Regions from separate parts of the Homo sapiens genome. Here region 2 is linked to region 1. The links are chromatin loops, found by intact Hi-C in ENCODE. Cell type or tissue: heart left ventricle. All regions are shown on one strand. Links, peaks and the distances in the headings refer to the core of each region. The heading gives the core; the rest is flanking DNA. Region 1 overlaps MYL3 (myosin light chain 3). Region 2 overlaps ALS2CL (ALS2 C-terminal like).

What was found. Hi-C counts contacts between places; a loop is a spot of excess contacts. Peaks named below come from ENCODE experiments on the same cell type or tissue, not always from the same donor. Only the 100,000 strongest peaks of a DNase experiment are listed, where the experiment ranks them.
Region 2: it touches region 1 in a loop (3-fold over the local background); 1 of 110 quality-filtered maps calls a loop at or near these places.

Annotation. Positions count from the first base shown.
Region 1 is chr3:46,857,589-46,862,951 of GRCh38, reverse strand. MYL3 (myosin light chain 3) reads left to right here. Exons shown (of 7, transcript NM_000258.3): 2 at 1,965-1,992; 3 at 2,127-2,276; 4 at 3,304-3,477; 5 at 4,491-4,568; 6 at 4,680-4,721; 7 at 4,851-5,080. The coding sequence ends at 4,708. Among named protein-coding and RNA genes, the nearest start is that of MYL3, 3.2 kb to the left of the region's middle. RefSeq lists an enhancer at 2,156-2,656. In heart left ventricle, for the core only: a CTCF peak has its summit at 2,500 (motif pointing left); DNase peaks (open chromatin) are centred at 281, 1,151, 1,751 and 2,351; H3K4me3 peaks cover 5,000 bases; H3K27ac peaks cover 4,859 bases.
Region 2 is chr3:46,664,790-46,670,152 of GRCh38, reverse strand. ALS2CL (ALS2 C-terminal like) reads left to right here. Exons shown (of 26, transcript NM_147129.5): 26 at 1-1,158. Among named protein-coding and RNA genes, the nearest start is that of ALS2CL, 26 kb to the left of the region's middle. In heart left ventricle, for the core only: no CTCF peak of the experiment used is centred there; DNase peaks (open chromatin) are centred at 332, 2,932 and 3,472; H3K27ac peaks cover 2,828 bases.

The DNA.
Region 1 (5,363 bases), core at 48-5,047:
GACTTCTCATCCTTGGGGAATCCTGGAGTCAGCTGGAGCCAGGCAGGGATTTTCCTTGTTCAGCTGAGGGGTCCCAAGTCCATACACGCTCCCAGCGTGGATGAGATAGGGAGTAAGAAGAAGCAGGGCCCCTGTCCAGGCTGGGTCTCGTTCAAATCACCGAGCCCAGAGCTGGTAGAGCACTTCCAGGCCTCAGCTTTTAGGTAGGGAACTTGAAGCATCAGCTGGCTGGGGACATTCTGAAAGCTGTGCAGGAAGCTGGTCATGGAGCTATGACCAGTGGCCCCAGGAGCCCTTCCCCAACTGCAAAGTCTTTCTCAGAGTCTAAACTTGGAGGGAGCCATGACTCCCACCTGTGGTATCTGCATAGCAGCACGTACCCTGTGTCCTGCCTGCTCCCTGTTCTTGGCTGGGACCACTGCTGCCCTGGCTGCCTCCTCAGGAGCCCTGTGGAACCCTCGCCATCCCTGCATGCCCAGCAGGACCTACATTCCATCGGTGAAGTCTTGCCTCCTGTTCATGAGCCCTTCCCAGAGACACCTACCATGTCCTTTGAGGCAAGGGTTCAAATCCCAACTCTGCTCCATTTTAGTTGCCAAGTTCTTCGCTGCTCTGAGGCGTGGTTTCCTCAGCTGTGAAACAGAACAGCAAGTCCCCTCTTGCAGGGCTGCTGGGAACCATTCAGAGTATATGCACCTGGAGTTGGCCACCCAGGTCCCAGGCTTGCATTCTGCAGGCCTCATGGTGAGGCTGTGACCACAGCCACGGCCCATAGTGGCATTGTCCTTTCTCGCCAGGCCTTAGGTTGGCACAGACTTCCTTCTGAGAGGTGGGGACAATGAGACCCCTCATGCGCCCTCTTCCCCCATCCCCAGGTTGCAGGTAAAGGGCAGGGAGCCTTTGCCAGGAGCCCAGAGACCCTAATCTCAGTAGGCTTCCTGGTGGAGAGAGCTCTCAGGGAGCCAGGAATGACAACCTGTTCTTCCCAACACTGGGTCAAGCCAGAAGCCAGGAGGGACAGTCATGGTAGGGTGGCCCTGAACAGGGTGTCCCTCTGTGCCGGCATGCACTGTGGAGATTGGTGGGGCTCCGTGGCAGCAGCCATGAGAGAGACGCCAGTCATGCCCCTCCCCCAACCTCCTTTCCCTTGTGTGACCTTGACCTTGGGGCGAGTGACTGCAGTGATAAAAATAGACCTGGTATCCGGTGAGGAGGGGGACACTGGATCCCGGGAGGCCTCTTGATTGACGTCAATCAAGGTGGCCCCAATGTGACTTCAGCAAACACTCAGCAGCACTGCCCTGGCCCTGTGCTGTCCTGGGGTGTGGGAGCTTCCCAGGGACCTACGGACAGGGTGTGTGAGAAATAGGTATAGTGGGGCTGGTGAGTGACTGCCTGGTCTTTAGGGCTTAGGGGGCTCTGTGAGGGCAGACGTATGTAGACACATGCTCACACACAAACATGCACACTTGTGCTCACCCTCGATGCTTCCAGCCACCAGCCCTCGGCCTGTACCATTGCCCTTACTCCTTCTACCACCCTGGGCCCTCCCATCTCACTTTTGCTGACAGTCCTGCCCACCAGGCCCCAAGCAAAGCCAGCCTGACTGGGGCTTGTGGCTTAAGGTACATCTGTCCAGAACCGGGAGCATCAGGTAAGGCCCACGCTGGCCTGAGGCCTTGGGCATGTGGCCTCCCTCCTCACTGCTACCCCTGCCAGGGTCCACCGAGCATCAGGGCCTCGGTGCACACAGCCTCAAGGCCTTCTGGCTGGAGAGGTGGAGGGGGGCAAGGAGGCAGGAGGGCGTCAAGATGGACTGCAGGAGGTCCTGGGGGTGCAGGCTGGGATGCTGGAATGGGACAGGCTGAGACAGTTGACATTCTGGGCTGGCCACCGAGTGCCCAGGAGGAGGTGTGGCCCCACCTTTTAAGCCGGGCATCTGAGTCTTTGGGGTCTCTTTTCAGATTGAGTTCACACCTGAGCAGATTGAAGGTGAGCAGGGGTCTTGAACCCAGGGGTTGCAGGATTGGGCTGGGGTTCCCTGGTCTGAGGGTCCTGCCAGGGGTGTGGGGAGTGGGGTAGGCTGACCCTGGGAGTGTCTGTGGCTCACTGCCCTCTCCTGGCAGAGTTCAAGGAAGCCTTCATGCTGTTCGACCGCACACCCAAGTGTGAGATGAAGATCACCTACGGGCAGTGTGGGGATGTCCTGCGGGCGCTGGGCCAGAACCCCACACAGGCAGAAGTGCTCCGTGTCCTGGGGAAGCCAAGACAGGAAGGTAGTGCACCTGCCCGAGAGCCCCCATAGTGTTAGTACCGGGGAGACTGGCTGGGTGGGCTGCCATCCATCCTGCGGGATAGCACGAGAATCTTTCCTGACATCTCGCATTGTCCCGATGAGGGCACCGAGGCCAGTCACAGGGCCATGCCGACCAGGTGACATGCAGTAATGGTTTGCTGGAGCATCTGGATCCATGCTGATTTGCCAGGCCCCCTGGTGGTAGGCGCTGACACCTATGGAGAAGTGAGAAGGTCGGGCAGTGACAGCAGTGGGCAGTGGGATGCTGTCATCCCAATGCTTTGGGAGGATCACTTGAGGCCAGGAGTGAGACCAGCCTGGGTAACATAGTGAGATTCTATCTCTACAAAAATTAAAAATTTAGCTTGGCATGGTGACATGCACCTATGGTCCCAGCTACTCAGGAAGCTGAGCCAGGAGGATCCCGTGAGCCCAGGAATTTGAGGTTGCAGTGAGCTATAATCACACCACTGTACTCCAGTCTGTGTGACGTAACAAGAAGACCTCGTGTCTAAAAATAAATAAATGAATGAATAAATACATAAATGAATAAAATTTTAAAGCTAAAAAAAAAAAAAGGAGTGAGGCCCAAGCCCCCACCAAGGGTTCAAAAGTCCCAGGGAAGGTCTCTGATTGGCCTAGCTGCTCCTGACCCAATCACAGGTGGTGGAGGGTGAGGTCTATAAGAAAATGCCACGAGGGGAGGACTGTTTCCCAAAAGTAGGCAAGGGGTTCTGGACAGAGCCCTCCGTGGTGGCTCAGGGCAGCAAACTCCCTTTGTGAATAGCAAAGGGCTATGGAAACAGTGCATTGCTCAGTAGACTGTAAAGTGCCTCGCGATGGTAGTTTGCTTTTAAATGGCAAACTGGTGTAGACTGCTGTGAGAACTGGTGTAGACTGTTGTAGAACTGTGTGAGAGGTGGGGATAGCTCCTCATTATCAGGCATGGGGGAGGGGTGTGCCCACCCCAGCCTTAGACCCTGGAACCTGGGACCATTTCTCTGCAGAGCTCAATACCAAGATGATGGACTTTGAAACTTTCCTGCCTATGCTCCAGCACATTTCCAAGAACAAGGACACAGGCACCTATGAGGACTTCGTGGAGGGGCTGCGGGTCTTCGACAAGGAGGGCAATGGCACTGTCATGGGTGCTGAGCTTCGCCACGTGCTGGCCACGCTGGGTGAGGGCAGCCTCCTCCCCTACCCCAACTCCTTCCAGGGACATCCTGGGAGAAACCACTCTGTTGCCCCCCAGGCCTGTGACCCATTGGTGAAATGGAGAGAGTTACATAATTAGGGAGCCTCAATGGCAGACAACAGAAATGTTACTTAGGAGGAGAGTAAAGCAAGCATGCTGGTGCAGCTCACAGAAGGGGGATGACATCAGCTCTGGGGACAGAGCAGGGCAGGAAGGAGCCGTCTTGATATGCTCCCCTCCTTCCCACGACTCCAGGCCACCGTCCTGGTGGTCATTACTCCAAGGTCAAATTCCAGGGCCACAGCCCTAAGTGGTCAAGCAGGTCAAGTGCCTGCCGCCTGGGGGGATCCTGACCTCTGTGGAGCCCTGTGTACCTCCCACTTATACCCCTACCATCGGCTGCCTGCAGCAGGGGGTCCCTCTTCAAAGTGATTTTTTCCTGCAGCAAACATTTGAGTGTCTACTGTTTCAGCTCCGTGCTGGTCTCTCTCTCCTCTCTCTCTCTGTGTGTGCATGTGTGTCTAAAGGTGGGGGTAAGAAGGGGGAGCTGCGGCTGGCATTTTGAAGGGGGGCCAGCACAGCACACAGAAGTACGGAGGCAGGAGAATACCAGACTTGGGGAGCAGCGGGTGGTCTCTTGGCTCCCTCCACCACCCTCTCCCAAGATCCCCAACTCCACCCCATGGGCCCTTCCTCTAGCCTCAAGGGGCTGCCCCAAGGGACTGCTTCTAGGGAGCCCTGGCTTCGTCCTGGCGGAGGGACCCCCTCCCAGCCTAGTGGGACAGAGGACAGCACGTACTGCACCCCAGGCCCCTTCTTAACTTGTCACTGATTCTCCTGGCCTCAGAAATGGGGTGATGGCCAAGGTCTTGTGAACAGTGCTGGTTGTGGGAATACTGGAGAGGTTGAGCCACCATCTAGAGGGATTCAGTGGGTGCCCCCACCCCATCATGCCTCTGCACGCACGGTGCTGACTCAGCCTCCCACTCCTGCCAGGTGAGAGGCTGACAGAAGACGAAGTGGAGAAGTTGATGGCTGGGCAAGAGGACTCCAATGGCTGCATCAACTATGAAGGTGGGCTCAGCAGGGGCAGGGGTCTTCTGGGAGGGGAGTGCTGGGACCCAGGCTCCCAGCCATGGCTTCCCCATGTTGCACTCCTGCCACTCACTCTCCTCTTCTTTCCAGCATTTGTGAAGCACATCATGTCCAGCTAAACCTCGTGCCCAGGTAGGCACCCACTCCCTCCTGAACCCGCTGCTGCCACCTGCCCACACTCCACCAGCTGCAGTGCTCACTTGACATCCTGCTGCCTCCGTCTCCCTCCTCCTCTGTAATCTGCACTGCCTTTGCTCTCAGGAAGCCCAGGGAAGGCTGTGCAGGGACGTCTCATCTCCCATGTGTGATGCTGACACCAGCGGCCTGGAGTCGTGGGAAGGAGGGGAGCCTTACCAAGACTCCTGCAAAAACCCTTGGACCTCTCCACGTGGTTGCCGTCTCTGGCCCCTCTCAGGCTGTGCTTACCTGTGACAGCAGCTCTGTCCCCACCCCATGGGCCTCATGAATAAATGGCTTCTTGCCGGCCTTCCTTTCTGACTTATTTCCCTTCCTCCCTCTCTTTTTTCCTTCTCTCCTTCCTTCCCTCCCCTCCTCTTTTTTCTTCCTTTTCTCCCTCCCTCCCTTCCTACCCACCTCCCTCCCTTTCGTCCTTTCTTCTTTCCTGCCTTCCCTCCCATTTTCCTCCCCTTCTTCCCCTTCTTCCCTCCTTTCCTTTCTTCCTTTCCTCTTTTCCTTCTTCCTTCCCCCTTTTTTTCCTTCCTCCCTCCTTTTCTCCCTCCCTCCCCTCCTTCCTTCCTTCCTTTCCCTCTTTGT
Region 2 (5,363 bases), core at 249-5,248, 190 kb after region 1:
CCTCAGTTTCTCTTCCCCACACAGTTTATCTTCCGTCACATTGTGCCGGGTGACGTGCACGGTCTCCCTCTGCCCTAGCCGGAGATGCATGATGACAGGCAGTGTGATGTGTTCTGAAAGTGTCCAGGGCAAAGCGTAGGGAGAGGGTGGATTTGTGCAGGGTGCAGCTCTGGAGAAGAAGCTGGATCACTCTTGGTCCCATTCCCTAGGCCCTGAGCAAGTCAGGCTCCTGGCTCTGGGTGTGGCTCCCCCAAACGAAGTACTGACTTCAGCCTGTGAGGGGAGGGTTGAGGGAGGCTCTGGAAAGCCCAGCCACACCTGAGTCCCTGGCAGTAGCCTTGGGGCAGAGGGCACCCGCAGAGTCCCAGAGATGATGTGGGCAGTGGGCAGAGAGAGCCTTGGCGCCTCTGTTTGCCACCACTTCCCCAGGAAGGAGGGACAGCATTTCTCTGGCTGGTTCCACTAAATGTGCCAGCCCAAATGCAGGGCATGGGCTCTGGTTCTGCCAGGAGCCTGTGACACCCCCAGGAAGGGGGTGGAACTGAGGAAGAGCGAGGATATGCAGGCACTCATGCTTACCGGGACTGGGGCAGCTCACTAGGATTCTATCCTTTCCAATCGGCATCAGCCAGCTCTTGTCCCCTGATAAGTGAGGACAGCCTGACCCTGGCCTCAAATGCAGCCATCCCTGAGTTCATGCGATGCTGACGGGACCCCAGCACACTTCCCTGCCTCCTTTGAGATCTGCGAGCCCTTGCTGCAGTTCAGATTCAACAAGGCCCTCTGCCCACCCTCTCACTAGGCCTCACCCAACACCAGTGGAACTGGAGCCTCTGGCTGGGCACAGTGGCTCACTTTGGGAGGCTGAGGCAGGAAGGCTGCTGGAAACTGAGAGTTCAAGACCAGCCTGGGCAACATAGTGAGACCCTGTCTCTACAAATACAAAATAAAATAATTAGCTGGGTGTGTTGGTGTGTGCCTGTGGTCCCAGCTACTCGGGAGGCTGAGGTGGGAAGATCCCTGAGCCTGGAGGGTCGAGGTTGCAGTGAGCGGAGATCGCACCTCTGCACTCAATCCTGGGTGACAAAATGAAACCCTGCCTCAAAAATAAAAATAAAAATAAAAATAAAATAAATAAAAAAGAGCATCTGGACAGAGCCTAGGGGGCTGCAGTGTTTTAAAAGGGTCCTGGAAGAGTCCAAGGGCAGACAGAGCTATATCAGACCCTTACAACGAAACCCACAGAGCAGGCAGGCAGGCAGGAGTCCTTGCTGTAGATGAGCCTGACCACTGCAGTGAGTGCTTCATGCACAGAAGACCCACCCAGTCCACATTCCAGGGTGACCTCTCCCAGCTGCTGCAGGAGCCCCTGGCTGCCCAGAGAGCCTGCTGGTGCCCAGTCTCTGGATGGCAGGGTTGGCCAGCAGGGACCCTAGCACCTCAGTGATCTCACTGATGTTCAGAGCAGCCTGGCAGGGCCTAGCTCCAGTCCCTCCACCATTCTAGTTCCCACCTCTTTCCCGGGATGAGGATTCTCTCTTCAGTGGTGATCTTGAGGAAGTGCTAAGATTCTTCCTAATAATCCCAAATGGCACTTCACAATCACCTGGGACAGAGTGGAGAGAGGCACAGGGAGACACGGCCCATTCACGGACTCAGGCAGTTTCCTCTCCTGTAAGGGCTGAGTCCCAGGCTACAGTGGGACTCAAACACATTGGCCTTGCCCTCGGGGGCCAGGACGTGGGGCTGAGAATGACAGATACCCAAGGGGCCAAAGGCCTTTTCAGTGAGCAGATGTGTCCAGGTTGCACAGCCGGACCACCTGCTTATCCTAGACGGCAGCCCTGGCCCTGGACAACCGCCCCACCCACAACTGCACCCGGGCCTGCATGCAGTCAATCATACAACCTCTAGTCCTGCTTCCCCCAGGCCCACTACTCCCTTCACCAGTCAACTCCATCTGCCACCCTGTTCTGCCCTGCCCTCCTGCTCCTGCCCCTCTCACTCATCTCTTTTCTTGCAGAAATGCCCTCCTCCAGTCCCACTAGGTCCTAGGCAGATCCATCCTTGCAGGCCTAGGTCATATGAAGCCCCTGTTCCCCTAGGAAGAAGGCTTCTCTCTTCACAGCCCCTTTCCAGACCTGGGCCCATGTTTCATTGCTTTGGCGGGGGCTCTCTTGCCTCCAAAGTCAACAGTCCTCTGTGGTGTCTTCTTCCCATCCTTCCCCCGGGCACAGTGCAGGCCGCCTCGCCAGGGGCCTGTGCTCCACAGCAGTTGGGGACGAGGACAGAATACAGGTTGACACGGGAGGGGTTGGACTCTGAAGGGCCTGACCCCCAGAGTAGGTCAGCATCTCAGACTGGCTGGAGAAGCATCCGTGCAAACAACCCCTCTGGTGTGTCCAGGATGGACGGGCCCCAGGGAAATGGAGCCCCGGGCAAACACAGGCCAGGAGTAGACAGCAAGTTGATGCTGATGCCTCAGGAGAAGGGGAAGAAAAGATGGACACCCTCTGTGCCTTGCTCCATAGTCACACACGGCACCAGAGGCTCAGGCCTGGCCCTCCTGGGGCCGTGTGCCCACACCAGGCAGCTATGATGCCAGTGTGGCAGGACACCTCCAGGCACTGCCCTACTGCTTGGTTGGAGCTCCAGCTGCAGGAAAGCCACAGAGTGGCGTGGCCAGGCTATAGCCAGTGACCCAGAGGTAGTGGTGGATGGAGAGGGCGTTCTGAAAGGGACCAGGGCACAGCATGGCCCCATGAAGTCCTCTGAAGGGACTGCTGACTTCTTTGTCAGCGAGCCTCCCCAGGGGCCTCCTGGATGGCAGCCCTGTTCCCTGTCTGGAGTATGGTCTGGAACAGCTGCCCCACAGTGGGAGCTGGCAGGCATCTGAGGGACCCGAGTGCTGACCAAGCCTCTGTTCATTCACACCACCCCCGAGGATGCTGGAGCCAGTGCGTGAGCAGGGTGCCCACTGTGCATGCCCCTTGCCTACTGCAGCTCCAGAGAAGGCTGGAGGGATGCTGAGGCCAGAGGGGTGACCAGGGGCTGCTGGAGAGGTGCTTAGTGTCACTGTGTGAGTGAAGCAGATGCTCACTAGTAGGGCCCTAAGGAGGGCCCCAGGACCTCAGCTGTCACTCTCCCAGAGGGACGGCTGACCACTGGGGCCCAGCAGGGGACAGGGGCTGCCCTCTTATGGGCACCTGGGAAAGGATAAGGCGAGGGTCTGGGTTAAAGTCAGTGTGAGGGATACAATTAGGGATTAGGGTTGAAGTCAGGGTCAGTGTCAAGTTAGATTTAGGGACTGGAGTGAGAATGAGGGTCAAGGTCAAGCTCAGATCGGGTCAGGGCTTTTCTGGTTGGCTTTGTCAAGGGTTGTACAGACACGTACTCTGGTGTTTACTCTTGCTGCGGGCGAGAACCTGGGATGGGGTCCAGGCTGCCAGGTCTTGGTCTCTCTGGGACCTTGGCCAAGTCCTTTTCCTAACTGGGTCCTGTTTGTTGTCTGTAAGCAAAGGAGCTGCCCAGACACCCTGTTCTGCCATGAGGAGCACCCTTTGCTGTGAAGGGCAGGCAAGAGATGCCGCTTGGGCTCTGGATGCACTGAAGAGGACCCACGTGCGGGCTAAGCACTTTATGGGCTTTATCTCAACTTCCTCATGACCAAAGCCCCAGGAGTCACAACCCAGGAAACCTAGGCCCTCAGGAGCAAGCAGAAACACACACTCTGTCCCCAATAAACAGGGGGCTGAGTAGCTATGATGGACTGGACCCACACGGCCTCATACCAGAGCCCAGGTGCCAGCTGGGTGACTGCACGACTCCAGCACTACCAGGTGCAGAGCTGGAGCCCAGGTGTTTGGCCACCTGTCCCTGTTCCTTGCCTTCAAGACAGGCAAGTTTCTCCCAAAGTGATCTTCTCATATGCCCCCTGGCTGAGGCCTGGCCCCTCATGTCCAAAAGTATTTGGGAGGAGGTGGAAATGAGGGAGTGCGGTCTAGTCATCAGGGTCAGGTGGAGGATGATAGGTCCAGTGGCTCATTAAATTCAGAGCAGTAGCTATGATCTGTGAAAAGCACACAAGAGAGTGTTTGGTTTGTTTGTTCGTTTGTTTTGGCAGTAGGGTACCAGCGATAATAAGATGAGGCCAAGGGAGGCCTCATCAGTGTCTGGAAAATTAATCATGTTTCATTGCTTTGGCGGGGGCTGTCTTGCCTCCAAAGTCAACAGTCCTCAGTTGAGGCTCTCTTGAGAGAATGGGTGTCCAGGAGTTAGACTGAGGGCAGTGGTAATGGTCTGGGACAAGGTGACCACAGCATTCTGAGACGACAGGTGGGCCAGGTGTCCTGCAGGCGAGAGCCAAAAGACGCTAATGGTCTGGCCTCTCTATGCCTCCGGGAGCCTAGGGTGTTCCTTCTCCTCCAGCAGAGCTGCTCCGCTTTTCGAAATCCTCACTATTCCTAACCCACAGTGTTCTTCTGGAGGTGATTACTATGTATCACCCCAGACGTGCGGGCTGCGCCAGCGGCACTCTTAGGAGTGATCACGCCTGAGATAATGATCATGATCATTATCATCAATATCCACAACTGCCCAGCGCTCGCACGCAGAGCCAGGAGGTAAGAGTGACCGGATTAGCATCTCCCACACCAACCCCCACCTTGCAGCCCACGGGTCAGTAGCCCGGGTTCCTCCATGCAGGGATGGAGGTGGGCAGAGAAGAGTGAGGAGGATGAATTATGCAGCAGGGTCTCTCACAGCCAGTGTGGGTCTTTTCTTATTCCCCCTCCCTACCTCATAACTAAATATTTTATTTAAATGAATGGTACCTTCCTGGAGAATTGCCACAATTAGAGTCCACTTATCTTTTCAGTTTTTTTTTTTTTAGTTCATCTTTTAAGTCACCTGCTGTCTGTGGGTGGTAGGCGACATGAAATGTCCCACACAGCAGCCCTCAGATAGCTGCCTATTGCTGGTTCTCTTGGCTATGAGGGCGGCATCATTGTCCGACTGGATGTGCTCCAGGAGTTCAGATATGCAGCAGTACATTTAGGACTTGTCAAGCAGCACGGCCCACGTTCCCCGCAGATGGGAATTGCTGCATCTACGGTCGTCAGCACCCAGTGGTGCTCCTGGCAGAAGGGGAAGGGGTCCGTGGAGTCTGTTTTCCAGGACTGGCCAGGTCAGTGTACTGGAGTGCACAGGTCGCTGTGTGCACTGGAGTCACTTTGTCCCTTGACTGTGGAGCTGGTACACTTGCAGGCTTGCTTGGCCTCATGTGCTGGCCTCACTAGGCTTTGACGTGGGCCCCAGTCCTGAGCTATGGACAGATGGCCAGGCCTCGTGTGATGGTGTATCCA